Regions from separate parts of the Homo sapiens genome. Here regions 1 and 2 are each linked to region 3. A link is a loop called in an ENCODE intact Hi-C map of the cell type or tissue named here. Cell type or tissue: B cell. All regions are shown on one strand.

Region 1 (8,000 bases), 72 kb before region 3:
AGTGAGACTCCGTCTCAAAACCAAACAAAACAAAACAAAACAAAACAAATACAAAAATTAGCTGGGCATGGTGGTGGGCGCCTGTAATCCCAGCTACTGGGGATGCTGAGGCAGGAGAATGGCTTGAACCCAGGAGACCCAGGAGGCGAAGGTGCAGTGAGCCGAGATCATGCCACTGCACTCCAGCCTGGGTGACAGAGCAAGACTCCATCTCAAAAAAAAAAAAAAAGCTGGGCACAGTGGCTCATGCCTGTAATCCTAGCACTTTGGGAGGCCGAGGCGGGCAGACCACCTGAGGTTGGGAGTTCAAGACCAGCCTGACCAACATGGAGAAACCCTGTCTCTACTAAAAATACATAATTAGCCGGGCTTGGTGGCACATGCCTGTAATCCCACCTACTTGGGAACTTGGGAGGCTGAAGCAAGAGAACCGCTTGAACCCGGGAGGCAGAGTTTGCAGTGAGCTGAGATCACCCCACTGCACTCCAGCCTGGGTGACAAGAGTGAAACTCTGCCTCAAAATAATAATAATAATAAATAGGCTGGGTTTCGTGGCTCACACCTGTAATCCCAGCACTTTGGGAGGCTGTGGGGGTGGATCACTTGAGGCCAGGAGTTCAAGACCAGCCTGGCCAACATGGCAAAACCCCATCTCTATTAAAAATAGAAAAATTAGCCGGGCATGGTGGCACACTCCTGTAGTTCCAGCTACTTGAGAGGCTGAGGTGGAAGAATTGCTTGAGCCCAGGAGGTGGAGGTTGCAGTGAGCCGAGATCGAGCTAGTGCATCCAGCCTGGGGGACACAGTGAGACTCTGTCTCAGAAAATAATAAGTAAATAAATAAATATGACAGTGCGTGTGTACAGTTTTCCATTCTAACCACTTTCCTTTTTTTTTTTTTTTTTTTTTTTTTTTTTTGAGACGGAGTCTCGCTCTGTCACCCAGGCTGGAGTGCAGTGGCGCAATCACGGCTCACTGCAAGCTCCGCCTCCCGGGTTCACGTCATTCTCCTGCCTCAGCCTCCCGAGTAGCTGGGACTACAGGCGCCCGCCACCACGCCCAGCTAACTTTTTGTATTTTTAGTAGAGACGGGGTTTCACCGTGTTAGCCAGGATGGTCTCCATCTCCTGACCTCATGATCTACCCGCCTCGGCCTTCCAAAGTGCTGGGATTACAGGCGTGAGCCACCGCGCCCCGCCCATTCTAACCACTTTCAAGTGCACAGGCCACTGTCACTGAGCACGCTCACACTGTTGTACAAGCACCGTCCATCTCCAGAAATCTTTCATCTTCCCAGACTGAAACTCTGTCTCCCTTAAACAACTCCCCAGCTCCCACTCCCAGTCCCTGGCAACCACCATGCCACTTCCTGTGTCTATGAATTTGCCTGCTTTGGGGACCTCAAGCCTAGTGTTTGCCTTTTTGTGGCTGGCTTATTTCACTAGCTTATTTCAGCACAGGTCCTCCAGGTCCATCTGTGGTGTAGCAGGTAGACACCTGTTGCAGACAGATAAGCCAAGTCCCAGTCTCGGCTATGCCACTTGAGCCCTCTGAGCCTCAGACGCTGCTGTAGACTGGGAATAGTGACCCTTCACCACAAAAGGTACATGAGGGGTCCACTTACGTTCCTGGGAGGACAGCAGGGTCCTTGGTGACTTATTCTCTGGATACTTCCGAATACCTCCTGCGTGCCAGGCCCTGCTGTACCCCTAGGAATAGAGCCGTAAAGAAGAGGGCCACCACCCCCCCTCTCCACCCACTTTCCTTCCGCCCAGCAGTACCCCAGCTCAGACACTCCGCTCACCTCACTGGTCTGCCAGGAAAGTCATCTCTTTCCTTTTATGCTGTTGAAAATGGGTTGGTCAATATCCCAGAAGTGTTCAGGGTGCTTCAAGTTGCATTTTGAGCTCCTCAGCTATTGATTGGGAAGAATAATTGTCTTCACTTTATCCTGAGTCAGGCCTTTGGTGGAAAAGTGCAGGAAAGGCTATAGGAGGAGGTGGCCAGGGGGCCTTCTGTCCAGGTATTTAGGGGTTATGAGCTCCTCTGGGCCCACCCCCGCTGACAACATCACACCTCCAGCCAAGCACACACTTGACCCAAAGACCTGAGTTTGCCATCAAAGCAGATCCAGGGTTTGGTTCGGAGTGGAAAGATTAACATGAAAAAAGCTGGAGTGGTAGGCAGAAAGGCCTAGAGAAGATCTGTCTGTCTGTCTGTCTGTTTTATTCCCCCAACCCCTCCCCACCAGCCACACCCAGATTGAGGAGCACCAGCAGCCATGGGCTGGCATGTGACAGGCTGGTCAGTGTGCTGGGAACACAGTTCTGGGCAGAGGATCTGATGCTGAAAAGAGCCTCAGTGTATCTTCAGTGCCTCCTCCCCTGTCCCTGGTGGTCTGGGTGTCCAGTGCAGCCCTGGTCTGGCCCAGCAATCTCTCTGATAGGGTCATGGCAGGATGCCTGTCAGGGTGTGGTGGCACGTGCCTGTAGTCCTAGCTACTTGGGAGGCTGAGACAGGAGAATTGCTTGAACCCAGGAGGCAGAGGTTGCAGTGAGCCAAGATTGCGCCATTGCACTCCCACCTGGGTGACAGAGTGAGAATCCATCTCAAAAAACAAAAACAAAAACAAAACAAAACAAAAACCCAGCCTGGGCAACACAGGGAGACCCCATCTCTACAAAAAATTAGAAAATTGGCCGGGTGCGGTGGCTCACACCTCTAATCCCAGCACTTTGGGAGGCCGAGGCAGGCAGATCACGAGGTCTGGAGATGGAGACCATCCTGGATAACATGGTGAAACCCCGTCTGTACTAAAAATACAAAAAAATTAGCTGGGTGTGGTGGCAGGCGCCTGTAGTCCCAGCTGCTGGGGAGGCTAAAGCAGGACAATGGCATGAACCCGGGAGGCGGAGCTTGTAGTGAGCCGAGATTGTGCCACTGCACCCCAGCCTGGGCAACAGAGCAAGATTCCATCTCAAAACAAAACAACAACAAACAAACCAGCCTGGGCAAGACAGGGAGACCCCATCTCTACAAAAAATTAAAAAATTAGCTGGGCAGGGTGGCACGTGCCTGTGGTCCCAGCTACTCAGAAGGCTGAGGAGGGAGGATCTCTTGAGCCTAAGGGGTCGAGGCTGCAGTGAACCCTGATCACGCCGCTGCGCTCCAACCTGGGTGCCAGGAGCCAGAGATTGCAGTGAGACGAGGTCGCACCACTGCACTCCAGCCTGGGCAATAGAATGCAACTCCGTCTCAAAATAAATAAATAAAAATAAATAAATAAAGTGTGCAGTTCAGTGGCACCAAGTACATTCATGGCAGCCTCGCCACCGTCCATCTTCAGAACTTTGTCATCTCCCCAAACAAGCGCTGTACCCATTAGGCAGGCACTCCCCATCCCCACCCACCATTCACTTTTCTCTCTTTCTTTCTTTCTTTCTCTCTTTTCTTTTTCTTTCTTTCCTTCCTTCTCTTTCTTTTTCTTTCTTTTTTTTTTCTTTTAGATAGGGTCTCATTCCGTCACCCAAGCTGGAGTGCAGTGGCACTATCTTGGCTCACCACCACAGCCTCAGCCTCCCCAAGTAGCTGGGACTACAGGTGTGTACCACCACACCTTGCTAATTTTTAAATTTTCATTTGTTTTAGAGACAAAGTCTCACTGTGTTGCCCAGGCTAGTCTAGGGATGAGAGCCTCCTGGATTTGGGGTGGGGCCCTGAAAGACACAGAGACACACAGCAGGGAAGAGCAGATGAGGTGGAGGCAGAGGCTGGAGGGACGTAGCTGCAAGCGCAGGAGCACCAAGGGCCGGTGGAACCGCAGAAACCGCAGCGAGGGAGCCAGCCCTGCTGACACTTTGATTCCGGACTTCCATCGCAGAACTGAGAGAGAGAATCAACCCCTGTCGTCCTGAGCCCCCAGCGTGTGGTGCTGTGGTGCAGCCGCAGGAAACACGTGCTTTCCAGAATGACAGCTGGTGTCCGCAAGAACAGCAGGAACTCATCAGCATTTGGAAGTGAGACTGGGTGGATGTGCAGTCCCGGAAAAAGAGGCGGAGATTTATGTCTGGTGGCGGGGAGCCCGTGTGTTCAGCAGCTTCTGGAAGGAATTGATAGATGGAAGCTGCTAGAGGCGTTGCTGACAGCCTCTCCTTGAGGCCAGACTCCAGAGCTGGAACCTGGTAGAAGCCTTAGTCTCCTCATTTACCGCAGCGGTGACGGGTGGGGCAGTGTGAGATCTGAGCCGAGGGCCCGCATCAAAGTCCCCTTTCGGCTTCTCCATCTGTGACATGGGTTGCACCTGCTCTGACTGCTGCTTACGAGAGATGGTGAGCAGTGTTCTGTGCTGCGTGGCCGTGACTGCCGAGGTTCTGTGAAGACGGGAACCACGGGCTGAAAGCAATAGAGACCCCAGACCACCAGGGTCAGCTCGCCCCCGCCCCCACCCATCTTCTTTCTGAAGGCTGCGCTTTTCCTTTTCAATATGACCTAAGCCCTTTGCAGGATATCTCCATTCGCACATTTCCTTACTCAGGGTCTGGGTCTGCCCTGCAGAGCTGAGCTGAACGGCACTATCAGGACTTTCTACTGGGACAATTGAATGCGACCCCCCTCCCACCGTCGGCTCTGCCCTCCTCCTGTTTCCACAGGTCTGGAGACGTTCCCTCTGCCCAGGTGGGGGCCGTGGCTGGAAGTCCGCCTCTGCTGGAGGTGCCCGAACCTCATGCCTCTTGCCCCCAGATCGCCTTTCCCTTGGACGTTGCCCGAGGCGTGTGGTCCCAGTTGGCCAACATGGAGCTTAGTTGGGAGGATGTGAGTGGCCCTCTCCTCCCAAAGATGATCGTGAATCCTCGGGGGCTGAGAAACCTGCTGAGAGAGAAAGAAAACAGTGGGAATAGTGCCTACAGCTGCGCTTCCTCAGTAGACAGGAGGCAGGGCTGCTGGGGGAGGGAAAAGGGAAGCCGGCCGGGGTGGGGGTGGAGAAGGTGGGGTCTCTGGAGGAGAACTCATCCTGGAGGAGTTTAACAATAGGAGAGGTGGGTGGGAGCATGGAGGTGTCTCCCATACACCACCCCTGCCTCTGGGGGTAGAGGTGCCACCCCAAGGAACAGGGCTTGTGAACTCAAAGAACACTTGAGAGGATTGGGCCGCCCCAGCCTGCATGCCCATCCCCAGCCTGCTACAGTGTGTTCCTGGGGGGGCCTGTGGGCCTAAGCCAAGCAGTGCCTGGCATTCTCTTGGCCACAGACAAGGGTCCAAGGTGGGCTGGTAACCTTGGGAGGTGGAATCCAAGTGAAGCCTGGGGCATTATCGATGCTTTGGGGGACAAGCTTCTCCTGCTGGACAGTGGGGACTGCAGATACAACGTCTGGAACTGCTCTGGCCATTTCTGCCTCTACAGAGGAGCCAGACTGACCTCCAGCCACACAGCCATGCAGACACTGGGAGGCAGAGCCAAGAAAGCTGTAGGGACCCCCAGTGTAGGGTCCGGGAGCTCAAGGGCAACCACAGCCTGCTCATCTGGGTGCCTACATGAGCCAACAGCCCTTCTGTAGTTTAACCAGTTGAATCATCTAGGATTCCAGCAAGAAATAGGATTCCTGGGCCAGGCACGATGGCTCACACCTGTCATCCCAGCACTTTGGGAGGCTGAGGAGGGTGAGGGTGGATCACCTGAGGTCAGGAGTTTGAGACCAGCCTGGTCAACATGGTGAAACCCCATCTCTACTAAAAATACAAAAATTAGCCAGGTGTAGTGGCGGGTGCCTGTAATCCTAGCTACTTGGGAGGCTGAGGCAGGAGAATCACTTGAACCTGGGAGGCAGAAGTTGCAGTGAGCTGAGATTGCGCCACTATACTCCAGCCTGGGCGACAGAGTGAGACTTTGTCTCAAAAAAAAAAAAAAAAAGAAATAGGATTCCCCCCAGAGGGATTGAAGGAGACTTGACTGAAAGGGCCAGATGGGTGAATAGGGATTTGGAAACAAACCAAGGATATCAGGGTGCCCAGAGACTAGGAACAGAGAGAAGCCAAAGGGACAAGGGGAAGGCATGGCACCTGATGGGAGCTGCCTGGTGAGAGAAACAGTCAGGAAGGACTACAGGAGCTAGGACACCAGGGGATCACATCCTTCCCTAGCACCTTCACGGGGAGTATGGTCCTGCCAACACCGTGATCTAGAACTTCTGGCCTCCAGAACGGTGGAACGATACATTTCTATTGTTTATGCCACTCTGTTTGTGGTACTTTGCTACAGCAACCCTACAAATTAATACCCACCTCTTGGGGCAAACCCAATCAGAAGCCAGGCATTGAAGGAGCCTGGGAGAGCAGTCTGCAGGGAAGGCCTCCCAAGGCATAAAAAGCAGGATTGAGGAGGGGCAGTGTGGCAAAAGGAGAACAGCCAGAATGCCAGATGCCCCTTCGGCTGGAAATGAGGAGAGGGGAGGGGACTGAATACATGGACTGCTCTCTCCTCCCACCCAGGCCTCCTCCTGGGCTTCCCTGTTACAGGTTGAATTGTGTGCCCCCAAAATTCATATGTTGAAGTCCTAACCCCAGTTAGTACCTTATTTGGAACTAGGGTCATTGCAGATGTGATTAAAGTGGGGTCCTACTAGAGTAGGGGAGGCCCCTAATCCAACATGACTGGTGTCCTTATAAAAGGGGAAATGTGGGCCGGGCATGGTGGCTCACATCTGTAATTCCAGCAGTTTGGGAGGCCGAGGTGGGTGGATCACCTGAGGTCAGGAGTTCGAGACCAACGTGACCAATATGGTGAAACCCTGTCTCTAATAAAAATACAAAAATTAGCTGGGCGTGGTGGCATGCTCCTCTAGTCCCAGCTACTCAGGAGGCTGAGGCAGGAGAATTGCTTCAACCTGGAAAGCAGAGCTTGCAGTGAGCCAAGATGCGCCACTGCACTCCAGCCTGGGCGACAGAGCCAGACTCCGTCTCAAAAAAAAAAAAGAGGCAGGGGGTGACGTGAGCTGGGCATGGTGGCTCACATCTATAATCCCAGCACTTTGGGAGGCCGAGGCGGGTGGATCATTTGAGGTCAGGAGTTCAAGACTAACCTGGCAAACATGGTGAAACCCCATCTCTATTAAAAATACAAAAATTAGTGGGGCGTGGTGTCAGGCACCTGTAATGCCAGCTATTTGGGAGGCTGAGGCAGGAGAATTGCTTGAACCTGGGAGGTAGAGGTTGCAGTGAGCGGAGATTGCGCCATTGCACTCTAGCCTGGGTGACAAGAGTGAAACTCGGCCGGGCACAGTGTCTCACGCCTGTAATCCCAGCACTTTGGGAGGCTGAGGCGGGCAGATCACTTGAGGTCAGGAGTTCAAGACCAGCCTGACCAAACTGGTGAAACCCCATCTCTACTAAAAGTACAAAAATTAGCCGGGCGTGGTGGCAGGTGCCTGTAATCCCAGCTACTTGGGAGGTTGAGACAGGAGAATTGCTTGAACCCAGCAGGCAGAGGTTGCAGTGAGCTGAGACCAGGCAATTGCACTCCAGCCTGGACAATAAGAGTGAAACTCTGTCTCAAAAAAAAAAGGAAAAAAAGAAAGAAAGAAAAAAAAAAGGGAAGTGTGGACAGAGCCATGAACACAGGGAAAATGCCATGTGAAGATTTTGAGTTATGCTGTCACAAGCCAAGGAACTATAGGAGCTAGGACACCAGGGGATCACATCCTTCCCTAGCACCTTCACGGGGAGTATGGTCCTGCCAACACCGTGATCTAGAACTTCTGGCCTCCAGAACGGTGGAACAATACATTTCTATTGTTTATGCCACTCTGTTTGTGGTACTTTGCTACAGCAACCCTACAAATTAATACCTCCTTCTTAGGGCAAACCCAATCAGAAGCCAGGCATTGAAGGAGCCTGGGAGAGCAGTCTGCAGGGAAGGCCTCCCAAGGCATAAAAAGCAGGATTGAGGAGGGGCAGTGTGGCAAAAGGAGAACAGCTGGAATGCCAGTTTGGTGGGTTGTCTGTTG
Region 2 (8,000 bases), 110 kb before region 3:
ATGAGATTTATCTGAGGTGTGATTATTGATAATTGAAAACTTTTCCCAATACCCTGCCGTGATGACTTGCAATATAGTCAGCACTGGCAATTTTTGACAGTCTCTACAGAGACTGAAAACAAAAATTTTTTTTATAGAGATGGGGTCTCACTTTGTTGCCCAGGCTGGCCTCAAACTCCTGAGCTCAAGCAGTCCACCTACCTCGGCTTCCCAAGGTGCTGGGATTACAAGTGTAAACCACCAAGCCCAGCCCACAAATCATCTTTAGACAAATTGTCTAATCATCTTTAGACAATACTGAGGTGCAGGCCTTGTGTCTGTTGGTGGTGGGAAAGAGATGGTTGACTAGGGCCTTAAAGATAATAAAAATAATTAACGTATGTATACAGCAGGGGTGGCTTCCTGCTGTGGTCACTCCAGCGTTGGGTGAAAGTGTTCCAGCCTGGATAGCTCTCCCATCTCGTTGGCATTCCTGAAATTAGGAGACTGTTTTCATTGACTTTCTAGTGTTTGCCCTTCTGGTGGATTATCCTTCTTTTATATTGCTGGATCGGGTTTGCGGATTTGTCTAGCATCCATGTAGAATAGGGGGCTGGGGACCCTAACCCTCAGTAAATATGAAGTTCCTGACTCCTTCTCAGATGGGAACTCAAAGCCTTTATAGAACTGAGAGTTAGAACAGGAAGCAAGAACGCTAAGAGCTTGCTAACATTTTTCTCTTCATTATTCCCTGGTGGTTTCCCCATGGTAGCTTTGTGTCATGTACGGGCACTTCCAGGAATAGGGTGCAGGAGAAACGTCTCAGTGTCTCCCCTTCCGAATCTTGGCTTCTGGAGGGAGAGATGCTGGGGTGGGAGTGCTCCTTGGTGGAGTACTCAGGAGCTTAGTAAAAGCAGAGGGGGCTGGAGAGGCAGGCCTGGCCTGCAGAGCCAGCATGGAGAAGCCTGGTGTAGGGCTCTCCAGCCTGCCAATTTACAGTTAAGAAGAAAGGAGATATGTATATATATATATACACACACATACATACATACATACACACACACATATATACACACATATATATACACACATGTATACATATATATACACACACATACACATATACACACACATGTACACATATACACACATATATACGTGTGTGTGTATATATATATATATGTATACGTATATATATATGTGTGTGTGTATATATATATATATATATATATATAGTGACAGGGTCTCACTCTGTCACCCAGGTTGGAGTGCAGTGACACGATCTTGGTTCACTGCAACCTCCGCCTCCCAGGTTCAAGCAATTCTTGTGCCTCAGCCTCCCAAGTAGCTGGGATTACAGGTGCACACCACCACGCCCAGCTTATTTTTTGGTATTTTAAGTAGAGGCGGGGTTTCACCATGTTGGCCAGGCTGGTCTCGAACTCCTGACCTCAAATGATCCACCTGCTTCGGCTTCCCAAAGTGCTGGGATGACAGGCGTGAGCCACCGCGCCCGGCTGAAAAAAGATTTTCACAAGAACCGGAAGGTTAACTCCCCTCCCAGACCCAAAGATGCAGATTCGGCCTGACCAGTAGGAATGCACATGTGCCTCTCTGTGACAAGGGCAGAACTGAGGCTGCTTCTCAGGAGACTGTGAGGGTCTAGCGTGCCCTCCCCGCAGACATGAGGGCCGGATGGAAGAGCCTTCTGTCCCCAGCATAGCCAATGGGACACCATGAATCATAGGCTTGTACTGTGGAAACTAGCAATTATGGTAATTATTCGCACTACAAAGGGCTCTTCCTCTTACCAAAGGACATTTTCCTCCCCCAAGCTGCTTGTCCTCGCTTTTAAATAGTAGCTCCTCCGTGAATAAAGGCAGAAACATGTGGTTATAGGGAAGAACAAAGGAAGATAACATCTCTCACATTATAATGGCAAACAATGATTTGAAAATATCGGTACACCAGCTTTATCCGTAAAGCAGTTTATGTGAGTGATAACTGGTAGATAAATATGGAAAAGTAGCCGAACACACTTGACACCTCTCTGAGCTTGCTTTGTGATATGTGGGCAGCTAGAAAAAGCAGCTAATTATTAGGTGGCTCCTTTAACATTTCCTGATGGGGAGCCTGTGAGCAGAAAAGAGCGGGTGCAGCCCTGGACAGTGGTCATGCACGGTTAGCGCGAAACCCACTGAGCTGCAGACACCCGGGTCAGCTCGGAGGAGGGAAGGAGTCGCCGTCCTGGGCCACAGTCTAGGGGGGTGGACCGTGGTGCCGTCCCTTTGGTGGGACTCACCTTAGTTTCTACCAACAGCTAAATATCACAGATGCAAAGACTTGGGGGAGAAGCCCATGAACATTTTCTGAGTCCTTTAATGTATGATAAGGAAAAAAATAATAAAAGTCAACATTTGTAGAAATCTAGGTTTTGGTTTTTTGTTTGTTTGTTTTTTTTTGAGACGGAGTCTCGCTCTGTCGCCCAGGCTGGAATGCAGTGGTGCGATCTCGGCTCACTGCAACCTCTGCCTCCCAGGTTCAAGCAATTCTCCTGGCTCAGCCTCTCATATAGCTGGGACTACAGGTGCCGGCCACCACGCATGGCTAATTTTTGTATTTTTAGTAGAGATGGGGTTTCACCATGTTGGTCAGGCTGGTCTCGAACTCCCGACCTTAGGTGATCCACCCACCTCAGCCTCCCAAAGTGCTGGGATTACAGGCGTGAGCCACCGCACCTGGCTAGAAATGTAGGTTTTATTTTTTTAATGGGATATTTGGTGATTGTATATAGTTTTTAGACTGATGGGTAAAATGTTGAAGGTCTGTATTGCAATCCTGCCTTTACTTTCTAAAAAGGATTCCTAAATTGATCCAGCATCAAATCAGTGTATTTTAACCCTGACGATGAGCAGTATAGTTTCAGGTCTTGAATAGCAGGGTCCCCCCACTATAACTCCCTGACAGTTCTTCTTGCCCATTGCACAAACAAAACCAGTTCATGGAGACCATGGCATTGCAGTAAAGAAAGAGTTTAGGGCCAGGCACGGTGGCTCACGCCTGTAATCCCAGCACTTTGGGAGGCTGAGGCAGGCAGATCACCTGAGGTCAGGAGTTCAAGATCAGCCTGGTCAACATGGTGAAACCCCATCTCTACTAAAAATGCAAAAATTAGCCGGGCGTGGTGGCATATGCCTATAATCCCAGCTACTCAGGAGGCTGAGGCAGGAGAATCGCTTGAACCCGGGAGGCGGAGGTTGCAGTGAGCCAAGATCACACCACTGCACTCTAGCCTGGGCGATAGAGCGAGACTCCATCTCAAAAAAAAGAAAGAGTTTAATTGATGTGAGGCCAGCCATGCTACATGGAAGAGTTATTACTCAAATCAGTCTCTCCTCGCATCTGGGGGCTAGATTTTTTCAAAAATAGTTTGGAGGAAGGGGTGGAGGTGGCTAGGCAATGGGTGCTTGCTGCCGATTGGTCTGGGTGCAATCACAGGGGTGTGGGACTCATCCTCCTGCATGCCGAGTGGCTTCTGGGCGGGTCCAGGAGGAGCCATCACGTTGGACTTGCAAAAAACCTGAAAAGATATCTCAAAAAGCCAATCTTAGGTTCTGCAATAGAGATGCAGGAGTAATTGGAGAAGTTGCAGATCTTGTGACCTCTGGAATGATGGCTGGCACCTTACCAGAATTCAGACTCCTCACCTCCTCCTAGCCTGGTAGGGTCTCTCATTAGCTTAAGAAAGCTTAGCTCCATCCTGGCTAACAGGGTGAAACCCCATCTCCACTAAAAAATACAAAAAAATTAGCCGGGCGTGGTGATGGGCGCCTGTAGTCCCAGCTACTTGGGAGGCTGAGGCAGGAGAATGGCGTGAACCTGGGAGGCGGAGCTTGCAGTGAGCCGAGATCTCGCCACTGCCCTCCAGCCTGAGCGACAGAGTGAGACTCTGTCTCAAAAAAAAAAAAGAAAGCTTAGCAAAGGTGGTTGAGTTTCGGGAAAGGGCTGTTATTATTTAAACCAGAAACTAGGCCCTGTGTGGTGGCTCCTACTTGTAATCCCAGCACTTTGGCTGAGATCACGCCACTACACTCCAGTCTGGCAACAGAGCGAGACTCCGTCTCTAAGTAAATAAATAAATCCAGATTGTACATTTTATAATACTAGAGATTCATTTTGTCATATGTTAATCCAATTTACTTTGTTAAAGGTCTCAAGATTCTGCCCTCCAAGAAAGTCTTGCCATGATTGGATAGGACCCCCAGATAAATATTCAAACCTTCGACCTGTTCACTTTTACATACCTGAAAATGAATCTCCATTGGAACAAAAGCTTAGAAAATTAAGACAAGAAACACAAGAATGGAATCAACAGTTCTGGGCAAACCAGAATTTGACTTTTAGTAAGGTAAGTTTAAGTTTTAGATCAGAACGGAAGGGTGCGGTGGCTCACGCCTGTAATCCCAGCACTTCGGGATGCCGAGGTGGGCAGATCACGAGGTCAGGAGATCGAGACCATCCTGGCTAACACGGTGAAACCCTGTCTCTACTAAAAATACAAAAAATTAGCCCGGCGTGGTGGCGGGCGCCTGTAGTTCCAGCTACTCGGGAGGCTGAGGCAGGAGAATGGCGTGAACCCGGGAGGCAGAGCTTGCAGTGAGCGGAGATTGCGCCACTGCACTCCAGCCTGGGTGACAGAGCCAGACTCGTCTCAAAAAAAAAAAAAGAAAAAAAAGTTTTAGATCAGAATGAGAAATAACACAGTTGGCCACTTGAGGGTGCTAGGTGTTTAGTATATTGCTTTGCTATTTGTTACGTGGTAGTACTGGGTCTCAGTCCATCCCCCGCACTGTATGTACATATATGCATATAGTTTTAAAAACTAATATGTAACTGTATATAAGAAATGGTCATTCGTAGAACCACAGATCTTGAGACTTTGAAGGATGCAATGTGTGAGCAGCAGAGCCAGAACTAGAAGTACATGTTTTACACACATAGGTGTGTGTGTTTATCTTTATGAGAATACCGGTTTTTTTAGGTGGGGCATGATGGCTCTGCAATCCCAGCACTTTGGGAGGCTGAGAGGGGTGGATCACTTGAAGCCAGGAGTTTGAGAGCAGCCTGGCCAACGTAGCGAAACCTTATCTCTACTAAAAATATAAAAATGAGCCAGGTGTGGTGGCATATGCCTGTGATCCCCATGACTTGGGAGGCTGAGGCACAAGAATTGCTTGAACCCAGGAGGCGGAGGTTGCAATGAGCCGAGAGCGCGCCATTGCACTCCAGTCTGGGTGACAGGAGTGAGACCCTCAAAAAGAAACCCGTTTTTGTGATGTGTTGTCATTCTTCCTGAGAATTCAAAAAAAAAAAAATTTTTTTCTTTTTTGAGACGGAGTCTCGCTCTGTCACCAAGCTGGAGTGCAGTGGTGCGATCTCAGCTTACTGCACCCTCCACCTCCCAGGTTCAGGTGATTCTCTTGCCTCACCCTCCCGAGTAGCTGGGATTACAGGCACACACCTCCGTGCCCAGCTAATTTTTGTACTTTTAGTGGAGATGGGATTTCACTCTGTTGGCCAGGATGGTCTTGATCTCCTGACCTCGTGATCCGCCCACCTCGGCCTCCCAAAGTGTTGGGATTACAAGCATAAGCCACCATGCCCAGCAGAGAATTCAAAATTCTTAACAGGATACTTATAAATAAACTGTGTAAGAAAGAAGTATAAATAGTCTAAACCAGAAGAAAAACATTTAACTTTTTTTTTTTTCTTCTGAGATGGAGTTTCACTCCTGTTGCCCAGGCTGGAGTGCAGTGACATGATCTCAGCTCACTGCAACCTCCACCTCCCTGGTTCAAGCGATTCTCCTGCCTCAGCCTCCCAAGTAGCTGGGATTACAGGCGCCCGCCACCACACCCGGCTAATTTTTGTATGTTTAGAAGAGATGGGGTTTCACCACATTGGCCAGGCTGGTCTTGAACCCCTGACCTTCAGGTGATTCGCCTGCCTTGGCCTCCCAAAGTGCTGGGATTACAGGCATGAGCCATCGTGCCCGGCAACATTTAAACTTTGACTTTCCATTTGAGTGGGCTATGTCTGGTGGGGTATATTTATCATATTCTGTGGAGGGTTTTTTTTGTTGTTGTTGTTTTTGTTTTGAGACAGAGTCTCACTCTGTTGTCCAGGCTGGAGTGCAGTGGCGTGATCTCGGCTCACTGCAACCTCCGCCTCCTGGGTTCAAGCAGTTCTCCCGCCTCAGCCTCCTAAGTAGGTGGGATTACAGGTGCCCACCATCACATTGGGCTAATTTTTGTATTTTTAGTAGAGACGGGGTTTCTCCATGTTGGCCAGGCTGGTCTGGAACTCCTGACCTCAGGTGATCCACCCACCTCGTCCTCCCAAAGTGCTGGCATTATGGGTGTGAGCCACTGTGCCTGACCTATTCTGTGGATTTATAAACAAACAGCGTCTCCCAAAGTTTATTGAACATCTTCTCAAATCCTGTTTCAAGCACAAAACTTTTAACCACATTCAGAGGGTTTTAAACGAGCTTTGAGATGGGTCACTAGCTTCTCAGAAAATCCACATCTAAACTTCTCCAGTACACCGTGAGCTGTGCTCTAGCCAAAGAAAAATGGAAAGACAGAGAAAGGAGTTCTGAGAGCCTTTTTTTTTTTTTTTTTTTTTTTTTAAGGAAAAAGAAGAATTTATTCACTCAAGACTAAAAACTAAAGGCCTGGGCCTGAGAACTGAATCAGGTTAGTGTGTTTGTTTGATTGTTTTTTTTGCTTTCTTTGCGTTTGAGCTAGTCCATGAAAAGGGAAAGGAAGGGCGGTGAGAGAGGTGGGGAAGTTCAGGGCGGTCCTTGGCCTGCTTTGGGGCAGTGCTCGGCACACCCCTGTCCAAGTTCTCTTGCACACCCAGTTCCCAGGCATGGCTCTCCAATCTCAGCTCCCTCCTTTCTCTCCGGATTTTAGGTGGTTATGATGGATGACCAACCTCTGACCTTTGACTTTCGTACTGAGGTCTCAGCCTTTGCAGCTTCTCCCTCCAAAGCAGCTTTTCTTCTGATTCCTGATCTCAGTTCAGTGCTCAAAATAGCCTCTCCTTATTTTCTCCTGGTGTCAGTGTTAGGCCTGAATAACATCTCATGCTGTTCGTTAAACAGATGTCTGCTGCCAAAAAGTTGTTCTGATAGAAAATCCAAAATCATCGACCCCAAAAGCCAAGTCTGTCATTGGGCTAAAGTGCCATTCCTACTAATCCTTTGCCTCACCTGATTCATTTGGAATAAAGGGCCAGGAGCTTGAGTCACCCCCATGCCAGGACCTCTGTTGCTATTTGCTGGCTGCTGGAGAGGTGGGGTCTTGCGGGCCCTGGAGAGGTGGGGTCTTGTGGGGCAGAGCTGGAGCAGATGCTGCATCCAGCAGTAAGCATGAGAATGAGCACTCACAGTTTTGGGTCCTGTGCTGGACACTGTGCAAGTCCTGTGCATATATCACCTGTTGCATTTCCCACAGTGACCCAATGAAGTAGATACTGTTATCTTTACCATTTTATAGATGAGCAACCTGAGGCTTCACCAGAATTGCACAGTGAGAATGTGGCGTGGCCTGGATTCTCACGTCGGGAGTCGGATTGCAAAGCCTTACTGGGCCTCGCCGCGCCCCATGGCTGTCAGCGCATTCCATGCTGACCTGGCCGTGTATGCGTGCGTGTGTACGCATGTGTGTGCGTACGTGCACGTGTGTACATGTGTGTGTGCTTGTGTGCACACCACATGTGCCGTGTCCATAGGTCTGTCATCATATCAGGTAGGACTAGGTCGGCTCATAGCTTGGAAGGGCTTTGGAGACAGCCACTCTCCTAACAGATGGGAGAAGTTGTTTTGATTCTTACTAAGGTCCCAGAATCCTATTGATGGCTTTGCTGAGTATTGAAAGGCTGGCCTTAAATTAGGTTTGAAACTGAATTTGGTAATAGGACAGGATGTGTTAAGGAAGGGAAACATACAGGGAGCT
Region 3 (8,000 bases):
TGAGACTCCATCTCAAAAAAATAAAAAACCACAGAGGCTTCATGATTTCTAGTTTACTTAGCAGGCTCTGTTATCCTTCATTTATAGTACAGGTTAAATATCCCATTATTCAAAGTGCTCCAAAGTTTGAAACTTTTCGAGTGCCGACTTGACACTCAAAGGAAATTCCCCTTAGAGCAGTTCAGATTTTGGAGTTTTGGATTAAGGATGCTCAACCTGTATGCTGTGTTTTCTTCCCTAGATGAAAATAAACCCATCTGGATGCATGCTGAAGAAAGAGAAGAATGCAAAGTAAGAATTTATTATTTTGAGATTTTCTAAATTGTATATACTGCATTCAAGATAATTATTCATTTGAAATTATTTCTTATAATTTAGGGAAAGCAAAAGGATGGGACATCTTTTGGAGAGTATGGCGGCTGGTACAAAGCCTGCAAAGTTGATAGGTATGTCTGGAATTGCGTTTGGCTGGAAAAACCAAAAAGCAGGGGGAAGGTAATTGTGTTCTACAGGGCAGCTTATAAATGACCAATGTGTAGTGTTCCTTAAGTGCACAGTCCCATGTTTTTCCCGAATTCCAATTAAAAAAACCCCACTAACCTTGTAAATGAGATCACTTACATGTATAAAACCCACTATCATGTTAGGTTGGTGCAAAGGTAATTGCGATTTTGCCATTACTTTTACTTTTAATGGCAGAAACCATACAGTAAATTCATGAGAAGCATGCCAGCAGGCCTGGGAAAGCCAGCCCCTCACACACAGCGCTGGAGACACAGATCCACACACACTCCTTTTCCTCACAGCCCATGGGGCCTTGTCCTCTGCAGAGGGAAGTGTAGGCCCCTCCGTGGCCGGCCCGAGAGCCTTGCCTCTTGAGCCCGAGCCTGTGCAGACTGCCCTCTGTGATGGCTGCTGTCCCTGGGTCCAGGTGGCTCACCTGTTTGGCTGTCTTTCCACTCTATTTTTTTTTTTGAGATGGAGTTTCGCTCTTGTCTCCCAGGCTGGAGTGCAATGGCGTGATCATGGCTCACTGCAACCTCCACCTCCCAGGTTCAAGTGATTCTCCTGCCTCAGCCTCCCGAATAGCTGAGACTACAGTCTGTCGCCATGCCTGGCTATTTTTTGTATTTTTAGTAGAGACAGAGTTTCACCGTGTTGGCCAGGCTGGTTTTGAACTCCTGACCTCAGGTGATCCACCCGCCTCGGCCTCCCAAAGTGCTGGGATTACAGGTGTGAGCCACTGTGTCTTTCCACTCTTAACTTTCCTCATCCTTTAAGACTCAGCCTACCATTCATCTATTTTCAGAAAACTCTCTGAACTCTCTCTAGGGCTCCCATAGCACTTACCATAGATTACTTGTTTCAGAGACATAGAAAATAGCTTCTTTATTTCTGTACCCAAAATGCCTATTGTAAGTAAGTGAACAGAACTCTCTCGAAGTACTTATCTATGCTAAAATGAATCTAGGTTTATTTATAATTTTTTTAGTAAGTCTGCTCTATCAAGAATGCAGAAACATCAAGCTCAATGATACAGTTTGAAAAATAAGAAAGAAAGAAAGAACACAGAAACACAGCCGTCCTCTCGGCCATCTGCTTATTGCTTCCCTGGTACATGAAGCATTTATCCTCTGCCCTCACACCCCACTGATAAGGAGGTTCTGCTTTGCTGTCTTCTCCCGGGTACTTGAGGGGAGACGGCAGCACGTGAGCAGCAACATTCAGAGCACTGTTCGTCGTTACTGTCAGCGCAGACCAAGTCGTCTCCAGGGAAAGCATGCTGATACCACACAGACCTGGCCCAGATGTTTCTGTTGACAGAGTGGCCAGTGGTCTGTGAGAGCCGCCTCAGCCTGGATGGAGTGTGGTGTTAGCCTGGCCTGCAGGGGCTGTCTACAGGACGGGCCAGGGTCATGGGAGGTAGAGCTACCTGAGAGGGAAGAACGCTTTACAATTTTACAGTTTCAGAAAAGTACAAGAGAAAGTTAAAATATATTCAAGCCAAAACAGAAGTCTGTTAGTTCTTTAGATTATGTGCTGTTGATAGTGGTTGTTCAGAGCTTATATGTCATAGTTCTGTATGTCATGTGCTTTCTTACAGTCCAACTGTTACAACCACTCTAAAAAACCTTGGGGCACTTTACAGACGTCAAGGCAAATTTGAAGCTGCAGAAACGTTAGAAGAAGCTGCTATGAGGTCTCGTAAACAGGTTAGTCATACTTCTGTCCTTAACCGGCCCATGGGAACTTTGAATTGAATGCTTCTCTTTTACATGAATTTTATTGAAAGCTTGATTTAGAAATAGAAAATGTTGATTATTTTAGTTTGAACAAATAAAGTTATATTGTTTAAAAGAGCATGAGGCCGGGCGTGGTGGTTCACACCTTTAATCCCAGCACTTTGGGAGGCCAGCGTGGGCAGATCACCTGAGGTCAGGAGTTCAAGACCAGCCTGGCCAACATGGTGAAACCCCGTCTCTACTAAAAATACAAAAATTAGCTGGGCGTGGTGGCACACGCCTGTAATCCTGTAATCCCAGCTACTCGGGAGGCTGAGACAGGAGAATCGCTTGAACCTGGGAGGTGGAGGCTGCAGTGAGCCGATATCATGCCACTGCACTCCAACCTGGGTGACAGAACGAGACTCCGTCTCAATTTAAAAAAAAAAAAAAAAGCATGAGGCTGGGCACAGTGGCTCACACTTGAATCCCAGCACTTTGGGAGGCCAAGGTGGGTAGATTGCCTGAGGTCAGGAGTTCGAGACCAGCCTGGCTAGCATGGAAAAACCCCATCTCTACTAAAAACACAGTGCAGTGGCACAAGCCTGTAGTCCCAGCTACTGGGGAGGCTGAGGCAGGAGAGTCGCTTGAACTCAGGAGGCAGAGGTTGCAGTGAGCCGAGATTGCACTACTGCACTCCAGCCTGGGCAACAGAGCGAGACTCCGTCTCAAAAATTAAAATAAAATAAAATAAAATAGCATGAATATGACCCCAAAAGCATGAACAGCAAAATAAAAACTAGATCTGTTGGATTCACCAAAGTTAAAAGCTCTTGTGCATCTAAGGACATCATCAAGAAAGTGAAAGGGGACTGGGTGTGGTGCTGAGCACCTGCAATTCCTGCACGTTGGGAGGCTGAGGTGGGAGGATCCCTTGAGCTCAGGAGTTGGAAACCAGCCTGGGCAACATAGTGATACTTTGTCTCTACAAAAGTTTTTTTTTTTAAATTAGCCAGGTGTGTTGGCCCAAGCCTGTGGTCCCAGCTATTTGGGAGTCTGAGGTGGGAGGATCGCTTGAACCCGGGAGCTGGAGGTTGCAGTGAGCTTAGATGGTACCACTGCACTCCAGTCTGGGCAACAGAGCGAGACCCTGTCTCAAAGAAAGAAAAAAAAAAAGAAAAAGTGAAAAGACCCCCATGCAACAGGGGAAGATATTTGCAAATGATGTATCTCATAAGGTTTTGGTATCCAGACAAAAAGACAACCCAGTTAAAAAATGAGCAAAGGACCTGAATACACATTTTACTGAAGATGATATACAGATAGCCAACAATCACATGAAAAGATACTCAACATCTTTAGTCATTATAGAAATATTAACTGAAATCACAGTGAGATACTACCTCATCCCCACTAGACTGGCTATAATAAGCGAACAAATGGAAAATAGGCATTGGTGAGGAGGTGGAGATGCTGGAGTCTCATGTCTTCTTGCTGGTGGGAATGTAAAATGGTTCAGGCATTGGAGAAGTTTGATGGCTTATCTAAAAGTTAAACTTAGAAAACCACATGACCCAGCAGTTGCAGTCCTAGGTATAGACCCAGAATAGTTGAACACGGGTACACACCCTGTGCAATCCCAGCCCCATCACTGTTCCTCTGAGGGGTCCTTTGTGTTTCCAGTTCCCCGCCTCCACCCTCACCCCCTCCAAGGAACCACTCTTCCAATGTTTTTCCCTCCAGTGATTAAGAACTGTTTTTTTTTTTTTTTTCTAGCGAAGTATCTCAGAAATACCTAAGAAAATCTTAAGTGCTAATGGGTCAAACCATTTTCCCCTGCCTGGCTCACAGGGTCTTGACAATGTTCACAAACAGAGGGTGGCAGAAGTGCTCAATGACCCTGAGAACATGGAGAAGCGCAGGAGCCGTGAGAGCCTCAACGTGGACGTGGTCAAGTACGAGAGTGGCCCTGACGGAGGGGAGGAAGTGAGTATGAGCGTAGAGTGGAACGGGGTAAGTACAGTACACAGCGGGCACGTGCTCCGGGAGGCGCCCCCAAGTGGCGCTTGCCAGGCCTTCCTCCTGTCTCATGTGCTAGACCTTCTGCTTTTCTCAAATTAAGTGCCAATTAAGCTTTCTGTAAGTTCTTCACTTCTGCTAATACTGAAGTCTGTTATTTGTTTAAAGTGGTAATTTTCTTCTCAGGAATCCATGAAAGCTGTTTGGCTTAACTTTGAGCACTTAAATGCTGATTGAGTGTCCTGGCTATTTAAAGCATGATCCCTGTCTGGTTTCATTTTAATATTGGGATCAGTGTGGCAGATAACTAACTTGCTTCTTTAACTCACCCATTTCATTGCTAACTCCAGTGCTCCTAACTTCACTGACCAGGCTGCTCTAGATTTTGTTAGAATGAGTTGAAATGCTTTAAAGGGAGATGCTGTTTAAGTGGAATTTGTTTTTAGAAAACAGGTCAGAAACAAGAGCTTACATGGCTGCTCTCTTGATGTCCTGCCTCAGTCCTGAGCGTCCTGCATTTCCCCTGAGAGGGCGTCCAGATCTTTGGGGCTGGCTCTTCCTGGTTGCCAGCCCGCCATGTGCCTGAGAGGCTGCACAGGGCCCCCTCTGGGTTTTACTGGTTTGCCCCTGGAAATTCCTAACCACTGCTGTTTATCCAGTGGTTGCCAAAGACCATGTGGCCTTCTGGACATTTTTTCTCCAGTGAATTTTTTAGCACATGGATTTTTTTTTTTTTTTTTGATACATAAGCTGATGTCTTTGGTATTTTACTTTTGTCAGGGAGAATTGAAGGCGGCATTTGACTCATCTAGGGGCACAGTTGGTTTTTTGAAGTTGCCGTAGTACAGTTTGATTAGTTATAATTCTACAGATGTTCTGCCAAATTGTAGTTTTGGGCTTTCTTACAATGTAAATCCTTTTATTCTTTAGGATTTTCTATAGCTATAGCAATTTGGTAGGAGCTAGCATTCTAAATAAATATTTTATAAAAAATGTTAGTAGCAAAATTTGAGGGAGAACATTCTCTTTGACTGTCTATCTGGCAGCTTTCTTGCTTTGGTTTTTCTCTGTGCCAAGACAACCAATCAGCATCTGCTTTGCCCACTCAACCCCAGTTGGGCAGTAGTCTAAACTGAAATCCTGGCCCGCAGGCCTCCCTGTCGCCCGCATCCTGTCAGAACTGTGTACTGTACTCTTCTCTTGGTTGCTGTCGTATCTGCATGCTTCGTATAGAAGGACAAGTCCTTTATCTAGGCTGTAGGAGCCAGGGTGCAGATTGTGATCCTCTTGAATGAAGTTCTGGAGGAAGTTTCTCTTGAGACAGTATTTCTAGGTCCATGTTGACATGAAATCATCTGATGATAAAATGGTGACGATTCAGAGCTCTGTTACCATCTTAAAGATGGACTCGGAGAGGAAGGAGAACTCGTGTCCCCTGCAGGGGGTTCGTGGGCAGGTGTCCCCGTCAGGCCCGCGGGCTGGAAGTGTCGCTGCTGGGGATGAAAGCAGCTGCTCCTCTGCACGCCTGCTGGTTTCCTCCTTCCACGCTTCCTTTCTCACTTTGGACACCTGATTCTATAGGCCATGTGCAGGCTGTGTATCTGGTGTGTCCCCTGATAGCTCTGCAGGTTTGATGGAATTCATCCCAGGGTGCGTTGGCCACGGGTGATCTACCAAAACAGTTTGAGTTTTAAATTATCCAGTGCAGTGGTTCCTAGACTCACTTTGTGCATGGAGGCAGCCCCCTCTTCAGATGGAGTCTTAGATAAAATGAGTGAATTCACTGGGTGGGCAGCTGAGGCTGCCTCAGAGTCTTCAGAGGAAGGCCTTGGCCTCCAACCCCACAACTCTAAGGTTCTGAGAAGGCAGAATGCTAAACTCGACCAACTTTTGATTTTCTTTTCAAAGTACACTTTTTCCCCCCCGAGACAAGAATCTTGCTCTCTCGCCCAGGCTGGAGTGCAGTCACGCTATCTCGGCTCACTGCAACCTCTGCCTCCTGGTTCAAGCAATTCTCCTGCCTCAGCCTCCTGAGGAGCTGGGATTACAGGTGTGCGCCACCACACCTGGCTAATTTTTTTATTTTTAGTAGAGACAGGGTTTCACCATGTTGGCCAGGCTGGTCTCTAACTCCTGACCTCGTGATCTGCCCGCCTCGGCCTCCCAAAGTGCTGGGATTACAGGCATAAACCACCGACTTTTCTTATTTTTTAAATGGTAGGGCAGTATGCACATAGGTATTAATTTTTAATCAACTTTTTTGAGGGATAATTAGAGACAGTAAAAGGGGCCCATTTTAACTGTTGTCTGATTTAAATATTAACACGGTTCAGGTCAGCACATTAGTTTGTCTTTATATAGATGTTAGAACAAAGTTTCTCATGCTGTTTCTGTTTAAGTGAAAATTTCCCTGAGATTGCAAAGCAAACCGTTACCACTGTAGCCACTTACTTGTGTGCATCAAGATTTTTTTCAGTATTATGCAATTAAGTTAAAATAGAGACATAGGTGTTGAGGTAAATGTTAAGACTATACCTTGCCGGGCGCGGTGGCTCACACCTGTAATCCCAGCACTTTGTGAAGCTGAGGCGGGCAGATCACGAGGTCAGGAGATCGAGACTATCCTGGCCAACACGGTGAAACCCCCTCTCTACTAAAAATATAAAAAATTAGCCGTGCATGGTTGCGGGCGCCTGTAGTCCCAGCTACTCAGGAGGCTGAGGCAGGAGAATGATGTGAACCCGGGAGGCGGACCTTGCCGTGAGCCAAGATCACGTCACTGCACTCCAGCCTGGGTGACAGAGCAAGACTCTGTCTCAAAAAGAAAAAAAAAAAAAAAGAGTATACCTGTGCCCGGTTGCTGTAGCTCATGCCTGTAATCCCACCACTTTGGGAGGCCAAGGCGGGTGGATCATTTGAGGTTAGTAGTTTGAGACCAGCTTGGCCAACATGGGGAAACTCTATCTCTACTAAAAATGCAAAAATTAGCTGGGCATGGTAGCAGGCACCTGTAATCCCAGCTACTTGGGAGGCCAAGGCAGGGAATCCCTTGAAACCTGGAGGCAGAGGTTGCAGTGAGCCAAGATCACGCCACCGCACTCCAGCCTGGGTGACAGAGCAAGAGTGTCTCGAGAAAAAAAAGAAAAAAGAAAAAACAACTATACCTGTTATCTGTATAATGAGAAAATGTGATTTCAATTATATATATATATATGTATATGTATGTATATGTATTTTTTTTTTTTTTTTTTGAGATGGAGGTTGCCCAGGCTGGAGTTAGGTGGCACAATCTCCACTCACTGCAACCTTTGCCTTCCGGGTTCCAGCGATTCTCCTGCCTCAGCCTAGAAGGCATTTTAATGCTTTTTAAAAGGTTGAAAACTACTACCATAGGGAAAAACATTGTGCCTCCCTGTTGGGAAGTTACAGCTTCAGCAGAAGTGACTGCCAGGAATGAATGTGACAGCTTTTGATTAAGTTATAATAACCACATACACCAGATATTCGGCTCAGTTTTTCTCAATATTCATAAGTAACATTGAAAACAAAGAGTTATGTGGTCAAAGAAAGGACAAACTGGTTAATGATAATCGTCCCCTGTGGGCCCTGGGCGTTGGTGTCACACAGAACTGAGAAGCAAAGCGGGTGGTGACAGACCCTGGTAATGTGCAGGGAGCGTCCGGATCGGAGTCTCGACCTGGTGGGTGGTTTGTCCAGGGAAGGACAGTTCTCTTCTTTAGGTACACACGGTAGGGACTA

What was found. A loop is a pair of places that touch in the nucleus more often than their neighbours do. Peaks named below come from ENCODE experiments on the same cell type or tissue, not always from the same donor. Only the 100,000 strongest peaks of a DNase experiment are listed, where the experiment ranks them.
Region 1: a loop joins it to region 3, with 8 times the contacts of the local background. A loop is called at or near these places in 7 of 110 quality-filtered maps.
Region 2: it touches region 3 in a loop (27-fold over the local background); 39 of 110 quality-filtered maps call a loop at or near these places.

What each region holds. Positions count from the first base shown.
Region 1 is chr14:103,603,324-103,611,323 of GRCh38, forward strand. No RefSeq gene overlaps it. Among named protein-coding and RNA genes, the nearest start is that of KLC1, 22 kb to the right of the region's middle. RefSeq lists enhancers at 3,858-3,907, 3,948-4,347. In B cell, a CTCF peak has its summit at 3,903; DNase peaks (open chromatin) are centred at 3,968 and 4,108; H3K4me3 peaks cover 951 bases; H3K27me3 peaks cover 2,928 bases.
Region 2 is chr14:103,567,434-103,575,433 of GRCh38, forward strand. It overlaps COA8 (cytochrome c oxidase assembly factor 8), which reads left to right. Exons shown (of 5, transcript NM_001370595.2): 2 at 4,190-4,387; 3 at 6,674-6,737. It also overlaps the pseudogene RNU4-68P. Among named protein-coding and RNA genes, the nearest start is that of COA8, 8.5 kb to the left of the region's middle. In B cell, CTCF peaks have their summits at 4,765 (motif pointing right) and 4,965; a DNase peak (open chromatin) is centred at 4,788.
Region 3 is chr14:103,675,311-103,683,310 of GRCh38, forward strand. It overlaps KLC1 (kinesin light chain 1), which reads left to right. Exons shown (of 17, transcript NM_001394837.1): 10 at 242-291; 11 at 379-446; 12 at 2,105-2,213; 13 at 4,074-4,235. Among named protein-coding and RNA genes, the nearest start is that of XRCC3, 36 kb to the right of the region's middle. In B cell, CTCF peaks have their summits at 4,301 (motif pointing left) and 4,504; a DNase peak (open chromatin) is centred at 4,241; H3K27ac peaks cover 1,172 bases.